Regions from separate parts of the Mus musculus genome. Here all the other regions are linked to region 1. A link is a loop called in an ENCODE intact Hi-C map of the cell type or tissue named here. Cell type or tissue: heart. All regions are shown on one strand.

Evidence for each region. Hi-C counts contacts between places; a loop is a spot of excess contacts. Peaks named below come from ENCODE experiments on the same cell type or tissue, not always from the same donor. Only the 100,000 strongest peaks of a DNase experiment are listed, where the experiment ranks them.
Region 2: a loop joins it to region 1, with 3 times the contacts of the local background. A loop is called at or near these places in 10 of 42 quality-filtered maps.
Region 3: a loop joins it to region 1, with 2.1 times the contacts of the local background. A loop is called at or near these places in 7 of 42 quality-filtered maps.

The regions. Positions count from the first base shown.
Region 1 is chr14:57,822,948-57,830,947 of GRCm38, reverse strand. It overlaps Ska3 (spindle and kinetochore associated complex subunit 3), which reads left to right and starts at 4,785. Exons shown (of 9, transcript NM_198605.3): 1 at 4,785-4,938; 2 at 7,986-8,000. The coding sequence starts at 4,836. Mrpl57 (mitochondrial ribosomal protein L57) reads right to left here and starts at 4,709. Exons shown (of 2, transcript NM_026401.2): 1 at 4,626-4,709; 2 at 2,203-4,439. The coding sequence starts at 4,431. The coding sequence ends at 4,123. In heart, a CTCF peak has its summit at 4,343; a DNase peak (open chromatin) is centred at 4,747; H3K4me3 peaks cover 2,646 bases; H3K27ac peaks cover 1,815 bases.
Region 2 is chr14:57,680,993-57,688,992 of GRCm38, reverse strand. No RefSeq gene overlaps it. Among named protein-coding and RNA genes, the nearest start is that of Gm26440, 13 kb to the left of the region's middle. In heart, a CTCF peak has its summit at 4,238 (motif pointing left); a DNase peak (open chromatin) is centred at 4,202.
Region 3 is chr14:57,887,181-57,895,180 of GRCm38, reverse strand. Zdhhc20 (zinc finger, DHHC domain containing 20) reads left to right here and starts at 4,845. Exons shown (of 13, transcript NM_029492.5): 1 at 4,845-5,118. The coding sequence starts at 5,001. In heart, no CTCF peak of the experiment used is centred here; DNase peaks (open chromatin) are centred at 4,860 and 7,830; H3K4me3 peaks cover 1,827 bases; H3K27ac peaks cover 1,276 bases.

The DNA.
Region 1 (8,000 bases):
AACCCCTAAGAGAGCTTCGAGTTGAGAGCTGCCACTTCTTTTTATACTCTTCTACCAGGTGCCTATGTTGGTTTAAAAAAAAAAATTGGTCTTGGTCTGTATCAATGGTGACAAGATGCTAGACCATTGAGCGACCTGTGAGGAGACACTGCCTTTTTCACATAGCCCATACATTCTACAGGGCTTTCGGTTATTTTAAAACGTCTAGGCCAGCAAGATAGCTCTGAAGTAAAGGCAGTTGCCTCCAAGCTGAAATCCTGGGTTTGGTTTCAGGAAGCCAAATGTGCACAGTAGCTTGTGCATGTGTAAACACACAAATGTAATAAATAGTCCAAAAATTAGCTAAATTGTTATGGTAGTAATCAAAGGAAAACATTTTGAGTATATGAAGACTTAAGCATTGATAGCCGGGTGTGGTGGCGCACACCTTTAATCCCAGCACTCGGGAGGCAGAGGCAGGTGGATTTCTGAGTTCGAGGCCAGCCTGGTCTACAAAGTGAGTTCCAGGACAGCTAGGGCTATGCAGAGAAACCCTGTCTCAAAAAACCAAAACAACAAAAAACAAACAAACAAAAAAACAAGCATTGATGAAATGCAGCCCTGAGATGCAACCTCTGAATTATCAATACCTGAAGGAATTTATACAGGAATGATAGAGAAAGCTAGTTGTTTGGAGAGCTTTTTACAAAGCAGTAAATGAGGAAGACCTATGTCTGTTACACTCGAGACACCAAGAAGCCATTAAAAGATTTTGTAGAGTCGAAATTGGAGCACTCCCCAGGTGTGGTGGACAGGCCTTTAATCCCAGCACTTGGGAGGTAAATACCTGGACTTTTATGAGTTCAAGGCCAGCCTGGCCTACATAGTAAGTTCCAGCCAGGACTACATAACAAAAAAAACAAATGAAGTACATCCTTGGGAAAATGGCAGCTATTGAGTGCCTTCCCGAGAATGGATGAGCAGCAGGAATAGGCCCTAGCTTCCCTGGTAAGGGAGGCCTGAGGTGACAAAATGCTGGGTGGCCAGTGAGGGAAACCAAGACTGCTGTGAGCTCTGGGATATGGGCATGGAGTAAGAAGTGGTAGCTCACAACTGTAACCCCAGCACTTGGGGACTTGATGCAGGGTTGCTCAAATTCATTTTGAGCCATATAATGAGACTGTCTCAAGGGGGAAAAATAAAAACTTAACCAGAAAACCTTGGTTTATGACTTACTTCATTTGACCACTGGCAGTAAAAGCCATGTATTTGGAAGATTCATCATTTCTTAGTGAGCCTGGACATAGAGTAAACTAGCTACCAGCAGCCTTTTCTTGGCTTTTTTGTTTAGTCTTTTTCCTGTTCTAGGCCTCCAGCCTGGGCCTTTGCACATGGTAAGCAAGCAGACAGCTAGCCCTGCCTGTCCTGGAACTCACTCTGTAAACCAGGCTGGCCTTGAACTCAGGGATCTGTCTGCTTCTCCCTCCCAAGTGCTGGGATTAAGTGTGCACCCTCACCGCCTGGCTTCAACCTTTTCAAATGAAAGTGATGCCTGTATCATGTAGCCCTTTCAAAGTTTTGGAGATGTTTTGTGTGTGCTGGAAGTACAGTTTGAAAAAACTCCTATAATCCCAGCACTGGAGGACAGTGACTATTTGTAGGTCAGCAGTCTCTGGATCATACTTTATTCTTCTTTCACTGTTTAATTTTGCTACCATAAACAGTACAGCAAGAAACAAATTCACTAGTATCTTCTGTGTTACTGCTGAGCATAAAGTGGTACAGTATTAATGGACACCATTTTGACAGTGGCAGTGTACAAAGGATTCATTACCACTTTTAAGACTGTTCCACACACTGTAGTCATTAAGAATGCATGTATACTGACATGCTTGACAGCAAGGTTTATTGGAGAAAAAAAAATAAATGTCCATTACCAATAGATGTTAACAGGCATATCTATATTATTGTGCATGTAATAGAAATATGGGATCTGTATAGATTCACAAAAAGGCCCATGATACACTAATGCAGTCAACAAGCAAGTTTGCTAGGCATGGTGGTGCATACTTACAATCCCAGCAATTGAGGGGAAGAGGCAGGAGGATCACTGACTTCAAGGCCAGCCTGGGCTACACATTTAAAAAAAGGAAGTTCAAATCGTTGAAAAATGTAACCACCAGAATGGATGGCAAAGGAAATAAATTACATTATGCATTTTTAAAAAGCCAATATAAATTATTTTACTTACAGATCCTTCTTCCCAAAAACAGAGATGAACAATAGTGGGGAAGTCAGGTTTCTACAAAGAGAATGAAGGATGCTATAGCAATGGAACCATGGTTATATGACAACTAAGTAGACTTGTACACATAAACATGGGTGCATATGCAAAGCTCTACAGAGTATAGCAATTTCTAGGTTTTGATATGGTTAGAGGAAAAATGTTACTTGGTTATAGTTACAATGGACTTGTACTTTTTTCTCTTGGTAACTTTATGAAATCACCAACTCAAAAGATTAAAAAGGATTGGGTATGGTAGTATATAGCACTAGGGAGACAGAGATCGGTGCCCATCTAAATTTGAGGCCAAGACTATACAGTAAGATCTGTATTAAAAAAATAATACTATACAGAGAAACCCTGTCTTGAAAAATCAAAAAAAATATATTAATAATAAAAAAATCCCAAGTTGCTCTGCATCTGTAGACCCAGAAACTCGGGAGACTCGGTCAGGAGGATCAATTCAGTCCATAAGTTCAACAACCTACACAGACCTACTCAAAAAAGTTGTGTGCACAGGTGGTGGTGGTACACACCTTTATTCCAGCACTTAAGAGGCAAGAGGAAGGCAGTTCTCTATGAGTTTGAGGCCAGCCTGGTCTACAGAGTGAGTCTGACAACATCTAGGGCCACACAGAGAAAACCTGTCTTGAAAAACAAACCAACAACATTAAAAAAAAAAACAAAAAACCAAAAACGGTGTTTTTAAACAAACTTTAAAAAAAAATTGCACTGTTTGTATCCATTTAGGAGTTCCAGGCTAAGGTGGGCAATATAGACGAGCTCAAAAAACCAAACAAACAGAAATTTTCCTGTTAACAGTTCTAGTAAACATCTTTACTTCACACGTCCACTCACAGAATCCAAATTCTAAAAGAAAACACTCTTCTTTTGGGAAATGGTCTCATCTATCTCAGGCTGGCCTCAAATTTGCATGGAAGTTGACCTAACACTTCAGATCCTACTTCCACTTACAGAATGCTGTGAAATCAAAGGCAGGCTCTATTCTAGAGCAGTGGTTCTCAACCTCCCTTACACTCTTTAATACAGTTCCTCATGTTGTGGTGACTCCAACCATAACATTATTTTCATTGTTACTTCACAACTGTAATTTTGCTGTTATCATAATACAAATCTCTGATACTCAGCCTCATGAAAGGGTTCTGCAACCACCACAAGGGGTCATGCCCAACAGGTTGAGAATGGCTATCCTAGACAGAAAGTAAGAAAACACCCCTTGTACAACAAAGCTCTAGCCAAGTACCTCAGCCTTAAGACTCATCAGTTTGTAGTTTTACAGCATTTAAATCTAAAAGGTGCAAGGTATGGTGGCACTTGCCTTTAGTCACAGCACTTGGGAGGCAGAGGCCAGTAGATCTCGGAGGTCAAGGCCAGCCTAGCCTATACAGCAAGTTCTATGGCTATATAGTGAGACAAACAAAAAAAAAAAAAACCCCACATTTTACAGAAGGGCAGGGAACCATGCCTGTAATTCCAGTAGCTAGGCACAGGGAGGGCTGCTGCAAGCTTTAGGCCAGAAAAAATAAAAAACAACCCTGAAAATAGACCGATTATGCACATATGGAGCCTCAAACAGTCTCTTTTGGCCTTCTGAGTCTAGGTCTTACTAACTACATCAGCAAAGATTTTCCTGCCTCCACCTCTTAATGTTGGGATTACAGGTGTGAAACAAACGCCTAGGTAGGGTCCCAAGTATTCCGTATGAGACAACTATTAATCAATCATGTTTGCTTTAATAAGATACTGGTCGAAGGGGTCACACTGGTACATAAATTACATTTTCTCAGCTCCAGGACCAAGTAAGGATAGAGCAGTCCGGTATCCATAATCTTGAAGGGTTAGGACCATTTCTTCGAGATGTTGAGATGGTCTAGCTGGTCTGCAATGTATCTATGCTTAGGGAACTTGGAAGTGGCCGCTGCCTTGATGGCTTCAAAAGCCTGGGCCCGTCGCTCCGCGGCGTGGCCGCACTCCTGCTCTGCTGTCATGTAGGGCATGCTGAGCCAGTAGTGGTTCTCGGCCTCCACCTCCAGGCGACGGATCATGCTCTCCTTCGCTTGGAAAGACACGGTACGCGGCCGCCGGTGCTTCCCGATCCACTGCCTGCCCGGAATGCGGCCGCGGAGGAGGACAGCGGTGAGGAACATGGTGCCTCCTGAGGAAATGACACGAAAGCCGCGGTCGCTGAGCCCCGGACCCGGGAAGCGAGCAACCGGCGTGCCAAGCTTGCGCCCACATCCCGCGGCCGAATCCAGAGCACGCTCGGCCTCTCGCCGGAAGTGAGTGGCCGGGAGCCGACTACACTGCAGGATATGGGGGTGGGGGCTCCCCGAAAACCCACCTCGCGTACCAACCGGCCCGGGACACGCTCCCCTCGGCGCTCCGCGTCCCCCGACCGATGCGGCGGCGCGCTGCTTCCGGTCTCTCTGGGGCCCTGATGCTAGAGTTCCGCTCTCGCGAGAGACGCCTTCTGCGCCTGCGCAGGATTCAAATGTGTAGCGCGTTCGTTCGAGGGGACTGGAGGTCAGCAGTCGGCTCGGCGGCCCTCAGCATGAACCCCATCCAGAGTTTCCACTGTAAGCTGCGGGGTCTGGCCACCACGCTGGACAGCGAGACGGCCCGGCTGCTGAGAGCGCTGGACGGCGAGGACAGCGGTGAGTGGGCGCGGGCGGGAGAGTGCGGTTCTCAGCGGGCGGTGTCGTCCAAGGGGCGTAGCTGATCTGTGATGGAAACTGTGCGGACAAATTCTCCTTGTGGCCGCAGGCGAGCGGGTGGTTGGGTGTTTGTTAACAACATCCAGTGGCAACTGTATTAAGACGCACTAAAACCCTGTTTTCTGTACGTGTAAAGTCATTTCGTCTCACTCGAATGGGCCCCTATTGAAGCAAGCATCTGCATTTTCTCCACTAACACTCTATTTGAAGTACAAATACTCGGCACTGCTGTTTTTTTGTTTGTTTTAAGATTTGTTTATATATGTATATGAATGCTCTATTTGCGTGGATGCAGGCACGACAGAAAAGGGCAGCAGATCCCATTATACATGGTCGTGAGCCACCTTGTAGTTGCTGGGAATTGAACTTAGGACCTCCAGAATTGGAGCCAGTATTCTTAGCCACTGAGCCATCTCTCCCGCCTCTTGTTTTATTTTTTAATAATAAAATTAAACATCATTTCTAACTTGTACTAGAGATTTTTTTCTTTTTTCTTTTTTCTTTTTTTTTTTTTTCGAGACAGGGTTTCTCTGTGTAGCCCTGGCTGTCCTGGACCTCACTTTGTAGACCAGGCTGGCCTCGAACTCGGAAATCCGCCTGCCTCTGCCTCCCGAGTGCTGGGATTAAAGGTGTGCGCCACCAAGCCCAGCCTGAGATTTTTTTAAAAAGTTGCAAGGTCACGGAGTGGCGTCCGCCATGAATCCCAACACTCAAGAAGCTGAAGGAGGTAGATTTTTGCGAGTTCCAGGCTAGCACCTGACCAATCAACCAGGCTTAGTGAGACCCTGTCCAAAAAAAAAAAAAAAAAGAAAGAAAGAAAAAAAAGAAAAAAAATCGATGCAAAAGTAGTTCAGATTTTGAGATTATCATAAAATGTCATAAATGTAATCTGTCTCGCACCCAGTAGGTCGAATGTAGTGGCACTTGCCTTTAATCCCAGCACTCTAGAAGGCATAGGCTGGCAGATCTCTGAGTTTGAGGCCAGCTTGATCTACAAATCGAGTTCCAGGACATCCAGGGATATACAGGAAACCCCTGTTTTGAAAAACAGAAACAAAGCAAAAATTGCACCCCGTAGACACAGATTCCTCTTACTTATAACTAACTCTCCATTTGGAAATGTTTTGGAGACTATAAAAGTAACATGTACTGTAGGAAATTTCAAATACAGAAAAGTAAAAAGAGTATATGTATTTTCTATTTAATTCGTAACAGACATCACTTACTGTTGTAGCTTTTTTTTTGTAACTGTTCTTATTTTAGGGAATTAAAATATGCTTTATTTGTTTATGTTGTTGAGCTAATTCGGCATACTATACTAAAGTTCATTAGTATTTCAACTGTATAAAAGTTCTTTTCACCAAGTGTTTGTTAGTCTGTAGTCTCACTAAAACATTACCTCTGCACAAACTTCATTTACTTTTTGTTTATTTGTTTTACAAGAAAATGTTGTAATAATTCTTTAATAAGTAAAAAAAAAAAATACAGGGAGTATTGCCAGCGTCTTCACTTTCAAAACTGTTCTGACTAATTTTATGTCAATTTGGCACAGGCTGGAATGGTCTGAGAGTGGGGAGCCTCAGTTGAGAAAATGCCTTCATAAGGCTGGGCTGCAGACAAGCCTGGAGAGTATCCTCTTAATTAGTGAGTGATGTGGGTGGTGCCATCCCTGGGCTGGTGCCCATGGTTCCATACGTACAGGTTGAGCTCATAAGCTGCACCCTTTTATGGCCTCTGCATCAGTTCCTGCCTGACATCCATTGATGATGAGCAGTGATGTGGAAGTATAAGCCAAATACATACCCTTTCTCCCCAAGTTTCTTTTGATTGTGGTGTTTCATCACAGCAGTGATAACCTAAGACAGTGACTATAGTGTTAAATCACTAAATGAACTTAATACATTATCTTTGAGATAATTTACATACGCTAAAACTTTTTAAAGAATGCGTTTCATTGGTACAGTCAGAGCTGTGCGACTGCTAGTAAGGAGGGTTTAGAGTTTAATAACTTCCAGACTCCCCAAAACTTTATTACAGAAGCCTTGTGTCTGTCTTTATGGGTGTTGTTTTTCTCTCCCTCTCTCCCCCTCCCCCTCTCTCTTCCTCTCTCTTTTTGTTTTATGTTTGTTGTTGTTTTTATTTTTGTTTTTCAAGATAGAATTTTTCTGTATAGCCCTGGCTCTCCTGGAACTCACCCTGTGGACCAGGCTGGCCTTGAATTCAGAGTTCCTCCTACCTTTGCCTCCTGAATGCTGTGATTAAAAGCATGCCCCACTGCCACCTGTCATGTGTTTCTCTGTTATCGTCAGTAAACCCAAACTCTGATTCATTAAGAAAGAAAACAACTCTTTGCCAGTAGACAGTTGTCCCCCATAATCCTATTACAGTCCATGCTACAGGCTTTAGGCAACCTTGTGTCTACTTCTGTGCAGTGGACCTGACTCTTCTGGACCTTTCCTGTAATAGGAGCCCTAGAATATTGTCCTTTAGCCTCGTTCTCACCGTCATCCACATTGTGGAGTAAAGCCCGAGTCAAGTCTTATTCCATTGCATCATTTGCTACATGGTGTGTTTATGTGCTTATACTTGGTGCTAGGTGTGCTTTATCTTGGTGAGTTGACTATGTAGTTCTTGCCTTGTTGATCAGAGTCTAGTCTGGCCTTGAAGCCATGCAGATCCATCTACCTTTGCCTCCCTCTTCTGGATCAAAGGCATGGGTTGCTGTACCTGGAGAGTTATGTAATTTATGTGTGCTGTAGTTCCTTGAAGGCTTTTATTCTTTGTTTCTATTTTTGTTTTTCAAGACAGCTTCTCTGTATCCCTGGCTATCCTGGAACTCCGCATGCTTCTGCCTCTCCAAGTGCTGGTGTTAAAGGTGTGCATCACCACTGCCCAGCAGGATTTTTCTGGTTAAGAAACTGCATTGATATGTTGTTGTTTTGTTTTGTTTTCCTCGTATTTATTTAACATTTTTTCCTTGCTTGAAGACTTTGAAGATTCTC
Region 2 (8,000 bases), 140 kb after region 1:
CGATAGACAATGGTCATACTTGTGCATCCTGGGAGAAGTGCAGAATCAGGAGAAATGTACAGTACCTCGGGAGGATACTGAGCCTTTTTCACCAGTTATCTTGGCAATGGGTTGTTGAGGTGATTTTTTTTTTTTGGCTGCACCACTTTGACCTCACCATGTAACCCTGGCTGTCTGTGAACTTGCTATGTAGAACAGGCTGGTCTCAAACTCACAGAGATGGCACCTTGCTCTGGGATTAAAGGTGTATGCCAGCCAGGATGGCCTCTGTTGTTTGAGAACCTTGTATACGGATTGATTCCCACAGTGGCTATACAGACTTATGTTCCCACCACCAGAGGATAAGCATCTACATCCGTGTTACCCCTCAAGCTATGGATGCTGTGAGGAAAAACTGGATGATGGGGCTGTAACCCAGGGGTGGTTAAGGTGCAGAATGCATTTTTTAAAAGTAATTGTTGGCCAGTGCATCTCTTCTTTGTCTAGTCTGTTTAGTAGCCATTTATTGACTGTATGATTGGCTTTTTGTCCTGGTTTGTGTATGCTTGGCCCAGGGAGTGGCACTATTAGAAGCTGTGGCCCTTTTAGAATAGGTGTGGTCTTGTTGGAATAGGTGTGTAACTGTGGGTGTGGGCTTTAAGACCCCAGTCCTAGCTACCTGGCAGTCAGTATTCTACTAGCAGCCTTCAGATGAAGACTCAGCTCGTCCTGCACCATGCTTGCCTGAACGTTGCCATGTTCCTGCCTTGATGATAATGAACTGAACCTCTGAACCTGTAAGCCAGACCCAATTAAATGTCATTATAAGAGTTGCCTTGCTGGGCGTGGTGGCGCACGCGTTTAATCCCAGCACTTGGGAGGCAGAGGCAGGTGGATTTCTGAGTTCGAGGCCAACCTGGTCTACAAAGTGAGTTTCAGGACAGCCAGGACTGTACAGAGAAACCCTGTCTCGAAAAACCAAAAAAAAAAAAAAAAAAAAAAGTTGCCTTGATCATGGTATCTGTTCACAGCAGTAAAACCCTAAGACACTTTTAATTTATTTTTTGATGTTTAATGTTGTATATCCTCGGTATTAATCTAGTGTAGTTGGCAAGGATTTCTTTCCCCATCCTGTAGCCAGACTATCTTAGTTATCTTCCGTTGTGATGAAACGCTTTGATCAGGGCAGCTTATAGAGGAAAGAGTTTATTAGGGCTTGCAGTTCCGAGGAGTGGAACCTTGGTCACAGGAGTGGGATGCTGAGGAGTCCCAGCTTGAGCTGCAAGCCTGAAACAGAACGCCTTCCAAATGGCCTTGCCTGAAAGAGCCCATCTTTAGTGACATTCCTCCTCCAGCAACCATACCTCAGACTCTCAAACACTACAAGCTGGGGACGGAGCACTCAGGTGCCTGGAACACCTAAGACAGCCTTCCTGTGCTCCATGAAGATCCTTGACAGAGACTGACGGCTTTGTGCCTTTTTAGCACTCAGAGCTGTCAGCCTTCAGACCCAGGTTCTTCAACTTTTTGAAATGTACTGCTATAGTTTACCGGTTTCTTTCTTTTCTTTTTTCTTTTCTTTTCTTTTCCTTTCTCTTCTCTTCTCTTCTCTTCTCTTCTCTTCTCTTCTCTTCTCTTCTCCTCTTCTTTTCTTTTCTTTCTTTTTTCTTTTTTTCTTTTTTTGATAGAGGGTTTCTTTGTGTAGCCCTGGCTGTCCTGGAACTCACTCTGTAGACCAGGCTGGCCTTGAACTCTTGGAGATCCATCTGCTGCTGATGTCCGAGACTTTAAAGTGTGCCCCCACAGCCAGACTATTTTCTTTGACCTTTATTCTGTGTTTTTAGTGCTTGTTCCCGGAACAGTGGATTTACTAGACATCTTCCACTGTTCTTATATTTATACCTGTGTGTCAGGAAAACAAAAGTGATTTTCTCGTTTGTTCTTACCCCAGATCTGTCGACACAGGAGATGTCTGTGACCTTGGAAGGTAGAGTTCCATAATGCATCTTTGGCTTTGATGAGTTTGTTTAGTAGTGCCTATCAGGTTTATTATGAGGGATATTACAAAACATGCAGATACGCCAACACTGACAGAAGGTATGGGAGGGGAGGGCCTTTAGAGGTTTTACGAGGATTTCGTTCCATAGATATATGTATTTATGAGGTTTTTATTGCTGGGATAAAGATATGACCAGAAGCAGCTTGGGAAACGCAAGGCAGGAGGAGCCTAGAGGTGGGAAGCAGAGCAGCAAGCATGAAGGGATGCTGGCGTGGTCTCCATGGCTCACGAGCCTGCTTTCTTTTGTTTTTAAACAGGGTCTCACAGTATAGCTTCTGCTGAGCTGAAACTCCCTGTCTAGGCCAGGCTGTCCTTGAACTCAGATACCCCTGCCTCTGCTTCCCAAGGGCTGAGACTAAAGGCTTTGCCACCACACTAGGCATTCAGCTGCTTTCTTAGACACACAAGGACTACCCACCTCGGGGTAACACCACATCCTGGAGTGCTGGGCTCTCCGATATAAATCATCAACCAAGAAAATGCCCTATAGACTAGTCTATAAGCCAATCTGATGGACGCGTTTTCTCAATTGAGGCTTCTCTTCCCAGAGGACTCAAGCTTATGTCAGGTTGATTAAAAAAACAACAACAACAACAACAAAAACTAACCAGGATGGCATGAGCGATTCCTGGCCACAGAGGTCAATGTATGCCTCAGTGCCTCTCTCTTCCCCAGAGCTGAGAAGACAGAGCTGAAAAGTCCCAACCTTCTAATCTGCCTTGGTCTTTGACATGCGACCAGCCCACATCCTCTGCCTAGGAGCTGTCACGAACGAATGAACTGTTAATAGACAGAGCGGGATGTCTTGCTTCAATTAGTGCAGGGGTTTGGGGAGTTGTACTGGCTAGAGCTGTGTCATTAGGAAGTCACTGTTAGATGTATTAGTTATATGTCTCACTACTGTGATCATGACGGAGAAGGCGAGGTGGCAGGGGTGTGAGGTACCCTCCACAGGAGGGAGGAAGAGACTAGACAGGAAGTGTCCCCCTATAAAACTTCAAGTGTCCACAACCTCCCCACACAATGCCACCAGCTGGGGAACGTGTGAACCTGTGTGGGACATTTTATAATGCAAGCTACAATTAAAATCGTGTGTTTCAGAATAATCACAACAGCGTGCCGTCCCTGGCTCTTTTTATATCACGTTCTGGAAGATTCCCTTGACTTTATCATTCAGGGGTTGTACTGGCTGGTTTTGTGTCAACTTGACACAGGCTGGGATTATCACAGAGAAAGGAGCTTCAGGTGTGAGGAAATGCCTCCACGAGATCCAGCTGTGGAGCATTTTCTCAATTAGTGATCAAGGGGGAAAGCCATTATAGGTGATTCGATCCCTGGGCTGGTAGTCCTGGGTTCTATAAGAAAGCAAGCAAGCTGAGCAAGCCAGGGGAAGCAAGTCAGTAAGTAACATCCCTCCATGGCCTCTGCCTCAGCTCCTGCTTCCTGACCTGCTTGAGTTCCAGTCCTGACTTCCTTTGGTGATGAATAGCAGTATGGAGGTGTAAGCTAAATAAACCCTTTCCTCCCCAACTTGCTTCTTGGTCGTGATGTTTGTGCAGGAATAGAACCCCTAAGGGTTGTATTAGACTTTTGTTTGAGGGATAGGCATTTTGTTGTTGTTGTTGTTGTTCCTTACAGGTCATTCTCGTTCGCTAATCCATTCACTTTTGTCTCATCCCTTTATTGCTTGTCTGTCTCTCCCTGGGATTATTATTTCCAAGGTGTTCTCTACTTCTTCCACAGTTGTGTCTCCTTCCTCTAAGTTCTTTCTAAAAGCTTTGCATTGCTTTATTTCGTTTTCCCACTTTCATCTGAGGTCTCCTCACACGACTCTATCTTACTTGCTTGAAATAATGGCATGACTAAGATATGATTCATGTATTACAAAATCCACTTGTTTAAAAGTGTCCAGTTCTGTAGGTCACATCTGTAATGCACTTCAGAGACTTAGGCAGGAAGGTCATGAATTGGAGGCTAACCTGAGCAATAGTGTGAAAAAAAAAATCTTGTCTCAATAAAACAAAACAGGGGGCCAGAGAGTTGGCTCAATTAAGAGCACTGACTGCTTTTCCAGACAACCTTGGTTCCCCCCACCCCTTCACAAAAAACGGCTCCAGCATGTATGGAGGTTTACAATAGTTTGTAATTCCAGTTCCAGAAGATCCACTGCCCTCTTCTGGCCTCAAAAGGTACTGCATGCAGGTGATGCACAGACATACCATGCACCATGGGCCAACACCCATGCACACAAAATAATTTTAAAAAATTAAAACACAGCCATGGAAAGAAAGAAAAAACTATACAATTTGGTAGGTTTTAGCATATGTCTGTAGCTGCATAATGACCATAATTTTACCTCTGTTCCTTCACTCCCCTCTATGGACCACCTCAGAGGAGGCTAAGAGTCTATTCTACCTTTGGTCTCTATGGATCTGCCTCTTCTAGACAATTTTATCAATAACCTTAAGTACTATGTGACCTATTGTGTCTGGCTTCTTTCACTTACAAACATGTTTTCCAGGTTTATCCACACTGTAGCCCCTGCCCTCACTTCATTGCTATGCCCCGCTTTATTTGTGCAGTCAGTCACCAGTTGGTGGACTCTTGGATGGTTTCCACTGCGGGTCTTCTGTAACTAGTGCTGCTTGTGAGCCGTCTTTATTTAGCTGTGTTTTCATTTCTCTGGAGGGTACCCTGAGTGTGACATTGCTAGATCAAATGGTAAGCATGTGTTTAAGTTTTTGAGGAATTGGCAAACTGTTTTCCCAAAGCAAGGAACCAGCCTCCATCCCAGGAATGCAGGACAGCACGGTGTTCTCTCAACCTGCACTGACACTCTTCTTATCTGCCTTCTTTCCTTAAGCCGTAAGTGGCTTGGGAGTGTTTCTTCATTGTGGTTCTGATGTGCATTTCCTTAAGGACTAATGATATTAAGCTACTTTTCACGGGCTTATTGGTTTTATATCTTTAATGAGAAAATGTCTCCAAATCCTTCACCTTTAAATCTAACTTTATTTTGCTCATGGCTTATGAGAGGGGTTTATATGTTCTCTGTACAAGTGCCTTATCACGAATATGGTTTTCAAGTATTATTTCCCATTCCCGGGACATTTTGGTTTTCCAGTTCTTTGATATTGTTTATGTGTTGGCTGTTCTGCACATATATGTGCACATATATGTGCACATGTATGTGCAGTGCCCACAGCGGCTGGACAAGGGCACTGAATCCTCTGCGACTGGGATTGTGGATGGTTGGCAACTACCTTGTGTGTGTTGGGAACTGAACCTCAGTCTTTTGGAAAGGCAGCCAGTGCTCTCAACCACTGAGGTGTGAGGTTTTGTCTTTTACTGTCTGTTATAATGCTAAGTGTGGGCCCCCAAGACCTGAGTCTCCATGTAGCCCCTATGACCCTGCCCCCAAGGTAATTCTGATTGGTGAATAATGATGCCAACTGAGTCAATAGCTGCGCAGAAGAGATATAGGTGGGGTTTAGGTTTTGTGGGCTTGGGGGCAGAGGAGGACCTCGAGGGAAAAGGATGTGCAGGAGAGGAAAAGGAGAAGCTGCCTTGTGTTAAGCGTCAAGAAGCGTGGCCCCAAGGGCTGGCCAATCGGAGCTAAGAGCCGCCCAGGTGAAACAGCAATAACTTGGGGTTCTCCATAGGAAATAGATTCTAACAGCGTGGAGGGCAGGCAGCTGCCCAGCTCTTGTGTTAAGGCTTATTGTAAAGAGAAAGGCTGAGAGTGTGTTTTTTTTTAATCTGGGAATTCAATAATCAAAAATGGGGTAGAAACCCCTGGCCGAGACTTAAACACTGAGGCGTCCTTCCTGCCCTAATGTTCAGTGTCTTTTTGCTTCCTTTTCTTTTCTCTTTTCTATTTTTCCCTTTCTTTCCTTTTCTTTTTACTGTCTTGTCCTATCCTGTCCTGTCCTTCCTTCCCTCCCTCCTTCCGTCTTTGGAGATAAAAATTAACCTGTGTAGCCCTTGGTGTCCTGGCCTCAAACTCAGAAGTCCACCTGCCTCTGCCTCTGCCCCCCAAGTGCTGGGACAAAAGGAATGCGCTACCACCAGCCGGCTTAATTTTTAATTTTTGAGGGTTTTTGTTTTTGTTTTTTTTATTTTGGTTTTGGGGGTTTGGAGCCAGAGTTTCTCTATGTAGCCCTGGCTGTCCTAGAACTCACTCACAACAGGCTGGTGTTGAACTCAAGAGATTCGTTTGCATCTGCCTCCCAAATGCTGGGATTAAAGGTGAGTGTCCCCACTATCCAGCTTGATTTCCAGTTTCTAAGAGGTGTCTTCTCAAGAATAAATATTTTCAATTTTGATGGTGGATATTTTTCTTTGCAATACTGGCTCTATGACTAAACCATGTTCCCATTTTCTGAGGTAAGACCCCTCGCAGCCCAGGCAGCCTTCAGTCTGATCCTCCTAAGCTGGGATTAAAGCTGTGCATGCCAGGATGTGTCTAATAACTGATTTCTTCAGTTGCTTGTTCTTGGTGCTGTGCCTAAGAAGCTTGTACTTAATCCAACATCAGGAAAACAGCACTCCTATATTTTTCTCCAAGTATTTTCTAATTTAACCCCAACTGTTGGGCAGATCTGTGATCCATTTTGAATATTTACGGGGTGAGGAGGCTCTAATTTCATAAGCTTGAGCTGACCAGAGCTATTTGTCCAAAAGACTATTTTCTTTTAACTTTTGCTGTAGATATTTTGTTTGTTTGTTTGTTTGTTTGTTTGGAAACAAGGTTTCTCTGTGTAGCCCTGGCTGTCCTGGAACTCACTCCGTAGACCAGGCTGGCCTCGAACTCAGAAATTCACCTGCCTCTGCCTCCCGAGTGCTGGGATTAAAGGCGTGCACCACCACGCCCGGCGCTGTGGACATTTTTAATCCCAATCCAGGGTTTCTACCCCGCTTTTGACCAGTTATTTCCTGATAAAAGATATACACAACCTTAGACTCAACAACTTTTTATTGAATTTTTGTGATTTTCCCATCATGCACCCCAACCCCACTCATCTCCCGGTCCCTGTGTATCTGTCCCCTGCCCTTATAATAAATAGGGAAATAAAATAAAATAGAATAAACAAACCTTGTCGTGGACGCTGCAGTGTGCCACAGTGTCACATGGTACATACGTCTGTCCACACTTCTTGTATGTGTTCACTGCAGAGTCACTGCAGAGTCACTGGTCTCTTTTGAGGCCTCTGGCTTCTGCTATACCTTAACACTGTCAAGTCTCGAATTGAGGGTCCAGAAATAAGCATCTGAATTGATAGCCTATTTATTTATTTATTTATTTATTTATTTATACAGCGCATGAACCCCTCGGCTTCGCTTGCTCTCCCATCTCTCCATCACACTTTCATCCATCCCAGTGGCACCGGCAGCAGGGTGTCACTGTCCTGGCTTCCACGGACTATTATTTTTAAAGTTTTCATTAGCAATATTAATTATATGTAATAATGGGTTTAATTATAACACTTTCATGGTGCATATAATGTATTTTTATCATGTTTACCTCTATTAACGCTTCTTTTTAAACAGGAAAGATTAAAAATAACAGAAAATCAATTTACCAGTTCAGAATATTGCTTACTCAACGTTCCACCTGGAACCTTGGATCCTGGCTCCATCTGAAGTACTTAAATAAATAAATAAATAAATAAATAAATAGGCTATCAATTCAGATGTTTATTTCTGGACCCTCAATTGTATATAAGTGTCCTTTTGCCACCTGTTCTTTTTGTCATTGTTTCAGGATTTTTTTTTCGGGGGGGGGGGAGTTGTTTATTATTGTCGATTTGGTATTTGTTTTTGTGTTTTGTTTTTTGTTGTTTGATTGGGGTTTGTTTTGTGTGTGTGTGTGTTGTTTCATTTTTGAGACAAGGTTTCACTCTGTAGTCCTGGCTGACCTGAAATTTACCATATAGAGGATCACCACTCCTATCTGCCTACC
Region 3 (8,000 bases), 64 kb before region 1:
CAGCAGATCTGAAATAGTTTCTATGCCCCTGTTAAAATTGAGTGCATATGTGGCACTCAGAAATCAGAGACTGTTTGGAACATTAGACAGAAACCTGCAAGCATTCATTTTTCAGTTGCCCAATGTTTCTTACCCAGGTGGCACTGGTTCACAATAAATACTCCCCTTTTTTTTTTTTTAAAGATTTATTTATTTATTATATGTAAGTACACTGTAGCTGTCTTCAGACACTCCAGAAGAAGGAGTCAGATCTTGTTACGGATGGTTGTGAGCCACCATGTGGTTGCTGGGATTTGAACTCCTGACCTTCAGAAGAGCAGTCGGGTGCTCTTACCCACCGAGCCATCTCACCAGCCCTAAATACTCCCTTTAAGAACCTTCCAAGGTAGGAGGCAGGATGGTTAATTTCACATTCAAGATTATGTTGTAACTGAGGAGTGCCTTCCTAGAGATAAGAGGAGGCCCTAACCTTCCAGTAGTTAGGAATTTAGCCTTTATTGGAAAGAATCATTATGCCTGTACTAGTTAGGGCAAAGTCACTGGAGTAGCGTTCATCCTTAAGCCAAACTAAGAGAGAAAGGCTGGAAAGTGAAACGCAGGGTGGCAATGAATGGGGATCTTGCAGTGACACAGCCTGTGAGTCAAATAATGCCAAGGACTGTTGGCCACAGCCACAGGGGAAAGAGCAAAGAGGAATTCTTTCTGAACAGTTAGGTGGGGCAGATTCCATCTTTAACCCAGCACACAGGAGGGTGAGACAGGGAGATTGTCAGGCTAAGGACACCCTGGACTATGTCCTGAGTTCCTGTCTCAAAACAATAATAAAATACAAGTAAAAAAGAGTTCTTACTAGCCCTTTCCAAGAGAATGTAGGCCTCTCTTAACACTTTGGCTTAGAGTGTTTTGCTTCCAGAATCTAGAGAATTAATTTCTGTTGTTTTAAGCCTCTAAGCCTCTAGCTCAGAGGTTCTCAACTGTGGGTCTTAACTCCTTTGGCAAACCTCTATCTCTAAAAATATTTACCTTATGATTCATAATGGCAGGAAAATTTCAGTTATGAACTAGCAACAAAAATAATTCTATGTTTGGGGGGTCACCATAACATAAGAAACTGTTAAAAGGTCACAGTGTTAGGAAGGTTGAGACCCATTTCCTGGGCTTGTGATCTGTTATGCTCTTGTAGCCAATGTTATATGTAGGGAGTAAATTAAATCCTGAATGAATGTATGTTGTTGACATGGGTGCAGCCATGTCAAAGACCAATGCTTCAGCCCCATGGGACTGGCAAAGCCTCCTCTGGTTAGAATGAAAATGTTGGTTATGACTAAAAAGTGTCCACTGTCATTTCCACCACTCTCCTAGGATGCTGAGGGCCTGAAGACACCACTATGGAGATTAGCTAAACCTGTCTTGCTCAGCTGTATGCAATAGCCCTCTTTTCTCTTCACCTATATGCAATAACCGGCCTCTTTGTTCCACTGTATATAGTAAGCAAGCTGAGTTTCCAGAGTGTTGTGGAAGGAACGGCCTTCATTTCATATATCTGAATGCTTGGTCATTAGCCAGTGGCACTGCTTGAGAGGGATTGGATGTGGCCTTGGAATGGGTGTGGCCTTATTGGAGGAAGTGTGTCTCACTGGGGGAAGACTTAAAGGTTTCAGTGGTCCAAGCCAGGCCCAGTGGCTTTCTCAATTCCTGCTGCCTGCTGATGAGATGCAGAACTCTTAGCTCCTTCTCCAGCAACATGTCTGTCTGCCTGCCTCCATGCTCCCTGATACGCTGATAATGGACTAAATAAACCTCTGAAACTGTAAGACAACCACAGTAAATGCTTTCCTTAATAAGATTTGCTGAGGTCTTGGTATCTCTTCATAACAGTAGAACATTGACTAAGACACAGGGTCCATCAGAGAGCCCAGACCACCCAGTCTTAGCTCTTCTGTGTATGTCCTTTCTTTGTTCCCTTGGTGACCCATTAGGTCAATCCCTGGAACAGTGAGACTCAGAAGTTATAATGAAGTGACACATGAGAAGTTGCATCTGTTTTACATAGAGGCAGTGAAGGGTGTAAATTTTAGCATAGTTATAAAATTATATAGTTTTATAGTCTTATCTATATAAATAGAAAGATGGCCAGAGGAAAGCGGCTTCATTTCCCACATGCCAGTCATAGCCCTCAGACAGCATTTGGTTGTATTGTTTTGTTTTTCCAGACTTGGTTTCTTTGTGCAGCCCTGGCTGTCCTGGAACTCACTCTGTAGGCCAGACTGGCCTTGAACTCAGAGATCCACCTGCCTCTGGCTCCCACGTGCTGGAGTTAAAGGCTTGCGCCACCACCTGGCAAGACAGCAATATTTTTGTCTTCTTAAAATTTGCTTTTTTTACTTCTTCACTTTACATCCCACTCACTGATCTCCCCCCCCGGCCCCCCCCTCCCCCCCGTCACCCATCCCACAATCCCCTATTGCCCCTCCCTTCTGAGGGGCTAGGGCCCCCCTGTATGTCCCCCACCCTCTCTGGTACATCAAGAGATAGCATTCTTTTTTAAATCTTTAATTTTTTTTTTTTACAGTCCAGTCATTAGCCCCTTCCTGGTCCATCTTCTGACAATTCCGCATCCCATTCCTCCTCCCCCTCCTCCCCTCTCCTGCCTCCAAGAGGATGTCCCCACCCACCCCTCCAGACCTCCCCATTCCCTGGGGTCTCAAGTCTCTCACTGCTGTTTATGTAAAAGACAAAGAAAGGGGGCAGAGAAGGACAGAAAGAAAAGAAACGAGGGAAGAGGCCGGCCAGGGAGCATGTGGAAAGAAAGGGGGGAAGAGACAGCATTCTTTTTTTTTTTTTTTTTTTTCCTGGTTTTTTGAGACAGGGTTTCTCTGTGTAGCCCTGGCTGTCCTGGAACTCACTCTGTAGACCAGGCTGGCCTCAAACTCAGAAATCACTGAGTGCTGGGACTAAAGGTATGTGCTACCACTGCCCAGCTGAGACAGCATTCTTTTTTTTTTTTTTTAAAGATTTATTTTTATTTATATGAATACACTGTAGCTATCTTCAGACACACCAGAAGAGGGCATTGGATCCCATTACAGATGGTTGTGAGCCACCATGTGGTTGCTGGGAATTGAACTCAGGACCTTTGGAAGAGGAGTCAGTGCTCTTAACCACTGAGCCACCTCTCCAGCCCCTGAGACAGCATTCTTAATACTAGTTTTTCTGTCAGTCCTAATTCTGTCAAAACCACCCACCACCCACACACACCTCACTGGGAACTGAACCTATCACCACACATGAGTTTTATGTGGTCTTCCACTGGGCTCCATCCTTAGCCTCCAGATTCCATGTTGTATCTTAATTCTTTGAGACAGTTTTTCTGGGAAAATAGCTGAATTTTACCCACCTTAGTGCCCTAGAGTTGGGTCAATTTTGCCACTAATATGTAGTCAAAAATTTGAAGTCAGAATATGTTTGCTTTTTTTTTTTTTTTTTTTTCTCTAGACAGGGTTTCTCTGTGTAGCTCTGGGTGTCCTGGAACTCACTTTGTAGACCAGGCTGGCCTTGAACTTAGAAATCTACCTGCCTCTCTCTCCCAAGTGCTGGTATTAAAGGTGTGCACTTCTGGGTCCTAATGTCATCTTTAGGGCATGTTGCAATTTTCTTATTGTATACATGTTACTTTAATGTAACAGTAGTGTATGGTGACTAAATATTAATACTCATTTTACTAAGTCTTTATCATACTATAATAGCAGTTACCTTCTTCTTGGAGACTTTAGTAAATAGTCTGTTTTAGCTGACCTCAAACTCACAGAGTTCCACTGTCCTCTTCCTCCTGAGTGTGTGGAATTAAAGGCATGTGCCACTATGCCCAGGGCCAAAACCCAAACCAACCCAAACCAAACTTAAAAACTTTTCATTTGTCCTCAGACAACCCCTGGGCCACACATCCTCATGAGCAGTGGTCCATGCACATCCGCACATAGAATGTAAATAAATGAATGTACTGTGTTTTAAAAGAATGTATGAAATTATTCCTAATGATTGTACATTATGATGTTTCACAGCAAGGCTTCTAGATTCTAAGATTGCAGTCATTACTTAGCAATCTCCAGCTGTAAATATTTGAAAATCCCACTCCAGGAAAGGGCTGTTTCTATATTCTGCTTTCATGGTGTAACCTTAAATGTGGACTCCAAATCAAACTGACCTGTTGTATATGGCTTCCACCTTAAATCTCAGGCTCCTACCAATTCAAACAAAACATGGTGGAGAGAGCGATACGTGGACCAAATTATCCCAGGGGATTCTTCATTGGAGACACATTATAGTCACAGGAGTCTTATATTTAAGTATATATAATATTTTTCTTGCTTGCACGCTTGAGTGATGCACAGCCTTATGTAATAGGGAACCCGACTTGTATGGGTCCTGAAAGACCTAGGGGAAGAGTGTTATACAGAGTGCCACCCAAGGCACACAGGGCAGCTAAGAATTCATTCCTCTCCCCTTGCGCATCCCCATCCCTCTCGTCACCCAGTCCTAGATGGCCTCCTACACATCCTTAGCACTCTCCTCTCTTTTCCACCAAGGCACCCCCAAATCCCATGGGCGGGCCTGAGCAGAAGCCCCGCCCCAACTTCAGGCCCCGCCTCCTTCGGCCGGGTAGCCCCACCCCCTACGGGGATTGCCAGGCGCGGGACTAGGGGCGGAGCGGCAGGATGCGGGGCAGGGGCGGACCCGGTCCAGGCGCCGGGAGGGGCGGAGTTGCAGCGTCGCCCTTCACAGCTCGCAGCGGGATGAGAGGCGGGCCCGGAGGCGGGCCCGAGGGCGGGGTCAGGGGCGGACCCGGGCCAGGCGCAGGGAGGGGCGGAGTTGTGGCGTCGCCCTTCGCCACTGCTTGCGGCGGCGGAGCCTCGGGGGCGGGGAAGCTGGCGACAGGGCCGCTGGGGTCTTGTGGTCCTACAGAATCGTGGGCAGCGGGACCCGGCAGTCAGCAGAGGAACATGGCGCCCTGGACACTCTGGCGCTGCTGCCAACGCGTGGTGGGCTGGGTTCCGGTGCTCTTCATCACCTTTGTGGTCGTCTGGTCCTACTACGCGTACGTGGTGGAGCTGTGCGTGAGTGAGTACGGGAGGCGCGGGCGGCGGGCCGGGCCGCGGGTGGCAGGCCGAGGCCTCGGCGCCGCGTTCTGATTCCGCGGGGCGGCCTGCGCTTCCCCAGCCCGTGGGTTCCACGTCCGAGGGTTCCGGCCCGCGCTTCTCCGGCGGTGGGGGCCCCTGTCCGTGGGTTTCTGCCCACGGCTCGCTGCTCGAGGGGTCCCGAGTTCGGGCCTGCGCGCCGCCCACGCTCCAAGCTTCCGGGTGGCTGCAGTCGCCTTGGGGCTCCCACCCTTCTGTGACGGAATGCTCACAAAGGCCTTTCCTTTTGAACTAGAGAACCCCTTCTGAGACGGCTTGTGAGGTCAGTTTGGCTAAAACACACGCACACACGCACAAAGAAATCTTTTCCTCCCAGATTGTTGCTCCCCAAACTGCGCGAGAAGAAGCGCGTAAGCTGAAAGCAGCCTGGGGGCCTGGGAGGGAGGTGTGTCTCCCGGGTCTGCAGTGTGGGCTCAGCCCCTGGTCTGAGCTGTATTTGACCCTTTTTAATATTCATCTGGGGGTCTCAGTGCTGGATTTACACAAAATGTTGTTTTGAGGCACAAGGAATTGAACAAGAGAGGTGCAAGCTCAATGACTTTTTTTTTTTGCCTGTTTACTTTGTAGGTTTGTATTGCTTATACCTTTAGTTTTAGGGCTTTGGTTTAGTTTTACTTTTGCTATTTTTCTTATTTAATTTTTTTTACCGTATGGTTCTTACCTGATTTCCTGGGATAAAGGAATAGCGTTGCATTATACTTACATGACTTAGCCGATTGGTTCATTGTCATTAACACCCTAGGCCATTACTATGTCAGTGATACTAAATAATTGCCTGTAAGCTTTGAGTGTGCGTTCTATACCTACTGGCTCTTTACTGTGTTCGTCTCCCGTCAGCATTATTAAATAAAACCCTAAGAAAAAGCAGTCCCTTGGTTTCCCAGAAGTGATGTGGTTTTAATTTTCAGACAGAGCCCTCGGTTATCTGAAGGACAGATTTTCTTTGGGGAAAAACATACGGGGTAAATACAAGAATGAAAAAAAAAAAAAATCGGGCTGGTGAGATGGCTCAGCGGGTAAGGGAACTGATTGCTCTTTCGAAGGTCCTGAGTTCAAATCCCAGCAACCACATGGTGGCTCACAACCACCCATAAAGAGATCTGACACCCTCTTTTGGTTCGTCTGAAGTCAGCTACGGTGAACTTACGTATAATAATAAATAAATCACTCAAAAATGGTAGAGCCTAGACCTCAATTGTGGCTTTGGATTTGGCGAGCTCCAAACCAAGTACTTGTTTAAAAACTCAAGTTCTGTTCATAGAAGACCCTGAAGTAGCTGAGCTTCTGCAGGTTTTTATTTTTACAGATTTTTTTTTTTTTTGAGACAGGGTTTCTCTGTATAGCCCTGGTTGTCCTGGAACTCACTTTGTAGACCAGGCTGGCCTTGAACTCAGAAATCCGCCTGCCTCTGCCTCCCGAGTGCTGGGATTAAAGGCGTGCGCCACCACACCCGGCTCTGCAGGTTTTTAAATGGCAGCATCCTTAAGAAAATGACTTTGCTACTTAGAACATTTGATTTAGAAGAAACAGTGTACACCTGCCCTCTTGCTCTTGGGAGGCTGAGGTCCAGGCTAGCCTGGCCTTCAGTGTCTCAGAATAAAACAGCTGGGGCTTTCATCCCAGCACTAGGAATACAAAAGCAGGGGCAGACATATCTATTGAGTTTGAGGCCAGCCTCTTATGCATAGTGAATTCTAGGACAAACAGAGCCATGTAGAGAGACCCTGTCTCAAAACAACACTGTGTGTGTGTGTGTGTGTGTGTGTGTGTGATATACAAGGGTGCACACAGGCCAAGGCTCACTTGAGGAGGTTGGAGGATAACTTTGTGGAGTCAGTTTCTTCCTTCCACGGTAATGTAGGTTCCTAAGACTGAACTCAGGTCAAGTCTGCATGCTAGTTGCTTTACCTGCTGAGCCCTGTCAGTGGCCTAAACAGAACAGTATTTTTTAGAACAGTTATCTCTACAGCTGGGCTCTGAGTAATTTAATTATGGAATACCTTCCCAAATAGTAAATTTGTTGCATATAATAATTTAGACTCCTCTTTTTGAATACCAAAATGTTTGCTAAAATTATTAAATTAGAATTGACTCTATTTAAATGTTTTTATTGTTTTAATTTTGAGACTGGGCCTCTCAGTGTAGTCCTGGCTGTCCTGGAACTTGCTTTGTAGACCAGGCTGGCCTCGAACTCAGAGATTCGAAAGCCTCTGTTGGGATCAAGGGCATGCCCTCCCTCTATCCCACCCTCAACCCCTCACACCACTTCCCCTTATAGTTTTGGAGTTAAAGTTGCTGAAGGAACATTAAACATGTGAATTAGATTCAGATTATACAGCTTAACTTGAAAATAATTTTTATTCAAAAATACCCACTGTGAGGTTAAAAAGTTCAATAAATTTTTAATTATGTCAGTCTCTCATTTTTACATTTCCTACATGTGTGTGTGTGTGCATGTCTCTGGAGTCAGACTTCTGGGAGTCGGTTCTTGGATTCTACTCTGTGGGTTGGGAGTGGTTGAACTTGGGTCATCAGGCTTGGCCGTAAGCCCCTGGACCCAGAGTGTGTCTACGAATAAACGGAAAGGAATATGAATAGAGAACTGCAGTGTGTCAGTGGCGGAGAGGGAGCGAGCGTTTCCTTTACCCTCCTCTTTCCCTTAGTGTCCCAGCAGGGGTTTGTCTGTGGATGTAGGAAGTGAGACTCTGAGCTGTGTGGAAGGAACTTACTGAGCATAGAATTGACTAGGAAGTGATTCAACTAAGCTGCTGTCTTTCAGATCGTGATAAGAGAAGAACCAAAATA